2 separate regions of the Homo sapiens genome follow, and region 1 is linked to region 2. A link is a loop called in an ENCODE intact Hi-C map of the cell type or tissue named here. Cell type or tissue: dorsolateral prefrontal cortex. All regions are shown on one strand.

Evidence for each region. Hi-C counts contacts between places; a loop is a spot of excess contacts. Peaks named below come from ENCODE experiments on the same cell type or tissue, not always from the same donor. Only the 100,000 strongest peaks of a DNase experiment are listed, where the experiment ranks them.
Region 1: it touches region 2 in a loop (3-fold over the local background); 3 of 110 quality-filtered maps call a loop at or near these places.

Annotation. Positions count from the first base shown.
Region 1 is chr5:142,063,079-142,065,578 of GRCh38, reverse strand. No RefSeq gene overlaps it. Among named protein-coding and RNA genes, the nearest start is that of NDFIP1, 44 kb to the left of the region's middle. In dorsolateral prefrontal cortex, a CTCF peak has its summit at 1,369; DNase peaks (open chromatin) are centred at 58 and 1,478; H3K4me3 peaks cover 1,654 bases; H3K27ac peaks cover 2,500 bases.
Region 2 is chr5:142,143,096-142,145,595 of GRCh38, reverse strand. NDFIP1 (Nedd4 family interacting protein 1) reads right to left here. Exons shown (of 8, transcript NM_030571.4): 7 at 920-1,025. The coding sequence ends at 922. Among named protein-coding and RNA genes, the nearest start is that of NDFIP1, 36 kb to the right of the region's middle. RefSeq lists an enhancer at 129-218. In dorsolateral prefrontal cortex, CTCF peaks have their summits at 81 (motif pointing right), 1,295 and 1,494 (motif pointing right); a DNase peak (open chromatin) is centred at 105.

The DNA.
Region 1 (2,500 bases), 80 kb after region 2:
CACAGCTGCTGCCTCCAATGCCGATTTCCACACAGCCACTGCCTTCTTCCACCAACCACAGAGCCCCTGAGTTGCCATAGCAACAGAGGACTGCACCAGAGTCCAAATAGGGATGTCTGCATTTCCCGGCACTTCTGGCTGGGGAGGCAGGGGGTGGTCAGTCCACAGCTGTGCCTATGCCCTGTCTCTGACCTGTCCTGGTCTCTAAGCAAAGCACCCTCCTCTGCCTTTCCACCCTCATTTCACTTCCTCACTTGAAAATCTTAAGAAGAGGATCTGGAAAAATAACTAACAGGTACTAGGCTTAATACCTGGGTGATGAAATAATCTGAACAACAAACCCCCATGACACATGTTTACCTATGCAACAAACCAGCACATGCACCCTTGAACTTAAAAGTTAAAGAAAAAAAAAAAGGCCGGGCGTGGTGGCTTACGCCTGTAATCCCGGCACTTTGGGAGGCCGAGGCAGGTGGATCACCTGAGGTCAGGAGTTCGAGACTGGCCTGGCCAAAATAATGAAACCCCGTCTTTACTAAAAATACAAAAAATTAGCTGGGCGTGGCAGCCTGCACCTGTAATCCCAGCTACCTGGGAGGCTGAGGCAGGAGAATTGCTTGAACCCAGGAAGTGGAGGTTGCAGTGAGTCAAGATCGCGCCACTGCACTCCAGCTTGAGGGACAGAGAGAGACTCTGTCTCAAAAAAAAAAAAAAAAAAAAAAATTAAAAAAAAAAGTCTCAGGAAGCACTCATGTCAGGATCTTCTCTGCTTTCTCTCCGCACTGTGGAAGGAGAGGGGAGGGATGGCCTTGTCTTTGTGTCCTGTCCAGGCCCACAAATTGGACAAAAGAACAAAGGAGCAGGATTCTCTGATATCTCACAGCTCTCAAGCCTGCCTAAAGAATGTTTTCTTTTTAAATACCACTTGGTTAGTCTAGCTGGTCACCTCCTGGAGTTTTTTAGTTTCTATCAACTGCCTTTTTGGTACCCCTAAAGAAACTCCTGAAGAAGCAAAACCTGCCTTTTACTCCCCAGAAGCTAAGAGCCTTTTGGAGGAGCTGCTGTTGTTGTCTGTCAGAATAACAACAACAGCATCTACCACTCACTAAGTGAATGTGTGACATGCATCACTTCTCTCCATCCTTACAACCGCCCTGCGAAAAAGGTGTTAGTAGTCCCATTTTGTATGTAAGGAAACTGAGGTCACATAGCTGCTAAGAGGCCACGCTGCAATCTGAGCCCTGGACTCTCAGACTCTGAATCCCAGGCCATTGGCCGCTGCTTTATGTTGGGAGGCACAGCCAGCTCCATGGAATGACATATTTAGCTTCCCCAGCCCCAGCCAGTCCCCTGGGTCCTCACGTGGCTCCCTCCCAGCCATGGTGGCTAGCAGTTGTTGGCTCTGTCCCCATGCCACGTCACCCCCACAGGGATCTGATGGCAACTCGCTCAAAGTGGGAACAAAGGCAGCATTTTTAGCCCCTTCTTTAGAAACCTTGACTCCTTGCCACATACGCGGCCACTCGGATTGGCTGTTACCATGGTAACTGGCTGCCGCTCTCTGTCCAATTATGTCAGCCCTGAACTGCAGGGCTTCCGTGCCCATTTCCTGCCCGATCTCCCCAGCCTGCCAGCCCAGCCCCTCTGACCTCCAGGCAGCTTTGAATGCCTATGCTTTCTAATTACAGCTGCCTTTCAATGCCCCTGTCCTTTCTGAACCCTTTGTAATCTGCATGGAACTTCTCCCAACAGCCCATTGTCACACTCAGCTCCCTGGCCCTTTATCTGTGGTTTCTATAGCATTGATTGTGTATCTGGCCTTGTACCCAGCATACACACACGCCCCAAAGGGCACACAGCTTGGGCACAGAAATTTCAAACATCCCAGGCTCAGTGCCTGGCACTGAGATGTTTCTCCTGCAATTGTGACCTCGTTGGGGGTCTCAGTGGTCTGATTTCAAGCCATCTTCTTTGTACATTCATTTGTTCATTCAATGACTCATGAGCACCTATGATGTGCCAGGCACTAGGGATACCAAGTTAAACAAGACAAAATGGAACTTTACATTTTTGGGGGGTGCAGGGGTGATCAATGTAAACACGTAAGCAATTAAGTAAATACATGTAATTTTGGATCATGTTAAGCACGGTGAAGAGAAAGAAATGAGGGACCCCAATTCTGGGATGGACACTTGCTTCTGTCCTCACTCAAGCTCCCCACTTCCAGCCAGAGGGGTTCACCAGATGAAGGGGGTGAGGAGGAGGTGCTTGGTGTCCATTGGGCACTTTGGATGCAAGTGGCAGAGACCAAAGTTCAGCAGCTTAGGGAAAAGGGTGCTCTGGGCAGAGCTGCAGCTGGAGCTCTGAGGCCTGAAAGTCACCAAGACTCAGTTATCGTCTCTTCTCTCTGCATCCCTCTCAGACGTCAGCTTCCTTTCCTCTCCTTGCAGCAGCTTTTCTTTTCTTTTAATTTTTAAATTTTATTACTATTATTACTATT
Region 2 (2,500 bases):
CACTATCATGTAAAGTTTATCTGAACTACACCACCTATCCTTTATAATGCTTTGCCTAAGACCTTCAACTGGACTGGCCTCTAGGTGGTGCTCAAGGTTCCACTCTATGATTAACACAGTCCCCAAAGCCCCAAGGAACAAACAGCCAAGTCCAAGAAAGCCTATTAGAACTTGCTACCACAGAGAGCTCTCTCTGGTGTACTCTTTCTCAAGATTCTCTACCTCTTCCTTCAGGCAGCCATTGATGTAAGATGGAGTGTCAGCCTCTGGGGAAAATCATGTGTGAATCAAAGAGCCTTGGCAGGGCTTAGTCCTCCTGTTCTAGGCAAGGGAAAAGGTCCTTTCTCCTCTTTTCTTGAGTTTGACCTTCCTCACATTAGAGTGGTATCAGAATGTCAACCTGAAGAAAGCCATGGGGAAAGCCTCAATGACAATTTTAAAAGATGGAAGACTTGGTGGGCTTGTCAGCAGCCCAGACAAAAGGAGTTCTTAAAGTACTACACAGTCTCTCCAGGTTCTGGGATTTAGGGGCAGAGATGAGTGATTAGGCCTGAAGGGTTCCTTCTGAATGTCATCCTCTGGAACTGGTGCAACAGTAAGCAGTGGCTTCAGGATGCTGGAATTCAGTCAAGCAGCCAAATATCCCAGCTTTCTGATGACTGCTAAGACCCCTGCCTCTTTCACACTGTCAAAGCATGAAGTAATGATTTCTCCTATGGCAGTTTTTCTAATTTGACTTTATCAATAGCTTTTTGTAAAAATCCCTGTTACTAGACAAGAAACTGCTAAAAGGCAGGGACTGTGCCTTCTTTACTTTCTCTATATGCCCCTATCACAGATACTTACTCTAAAACTGAACAGAAATCTACAATGTAGCACATGGTTACACTGGGACTAGAATAAATTTTTTCTTTAATACCTTTAATAAATAAAGAGAACTCTGGTCCTGGGGAGATTTGAGAAAGTTTCTGGCATCTTCCGAACTTTTGCATAATTGATAAATCCTCTGAGAAACAGGAGAAAGCCTAATTTAAAAAAGAAAAGTCATGAATGAATTTATAATTTCCATGTTAAGTCCCCTCCCCAGAAATCCCTCTCCTGATAGCGATACATTGTTATTTTTCTGCTAAAGGTAATCAAAACATTAGCAATTTCCTCCAGAATCTGCAGAGGATTTTCATACCAAATTATCCATCCTTCAATGAGAAGGTATAATGTAAGAGTCAATAGTGTCTTTTGCACATTCAGAATTGAATTGGTCTAAAAAGGAAATAAAAAATAAGATGGAGCCAAACATTTACATATGAAAGCCTCATTGAGAAACATCAAAATCTACCTATTGAGTTCCAAAAAAGCATTCCAAGATAATGAACTCCAAACAACAACAACAACAACAACAACAAAAAGAGGTTATAACTGTGTTTTTCTCAAGTAAAAAGAAAAAATGTAACCTTCCTTGTCATGGGCTGTTTTTTCTGTCGACAGTATATAATGTTGTCCACTAGATGTCAGGATCCCCTTATCTATTACAGCAATTCTCATCGTCTCAACTTGAAACTTTGTCTACTATTATTATTATTATTATTATTATTATTATTATTAACAGACAGGGTCTTGCTCTGTTGCCCAGGCTGGAGTGCAGCGGTATGATCACAGCCTCTGCAAGCTTGAATTCCTGGGCCCAGATGATCCTCCTGCCTCTGCTTCCCAAGTAGCTAAGATAACAGGTTCATGCCCAGCTAATTTTTTAATTTTCTGTAGAGATAGGGGTCTCGCTATGTTGCTCAGGCTGGCCTTCAACTCCTAGGCTCAAGTGATTCTCCTGTCTCAGCCTCCCAAAGAGTTGGGATTATAGGTGTCAACCACTGTACCCAGCCTATTTCTCTATTCTTAGTAAGACTCTTTTTGTGTGACTACACCAGAATCTATACATTCACAAAAGTTTGTACCTCCTAAAACTGTCAGCAGAGAGGTGATATGCCCCTCCAGTGGAAACTCAGATACTCCTCCTGGCCTTCCTCTTTCAGAGATGGTCTCTGAGCCTTTAGCACATTTTTTTTTTTAAATACTTTTACTGGGATACTCAGTGGTAGAAAATGGTACTTGGACAGTTGAACTGATTTTTAGCAGTAACCAAGAGCTGTCAGCTCTGAGCTTGGGGAACATCATTCTGTTTGGGACCCAAAGCAACAAGTGACTATTGAGCAGGGGTTACCCCTTCAAATACTAAGTTGGGGTATGGTGGTGGGATCTTACTGAACTGGAAGGCACATGACCTGTATGGAGGAGACAGCAACAACTCAGCTCCAGCCAAAGGGTGCCATGTGAAATGTAGGCTAGCTTTTCTTGATATTCCAACTTTCAAGAAAAGTAAAAACATTCAGGCGTTTTATGTGAAATAATTTTGATTTTTAAAATGTTGGCAACTAATTTAAAAAAACTTGAAAAATAACTGTGGAACAAATAAACTATAGGCTAACTATAGCTCAAGAGCAGCCAG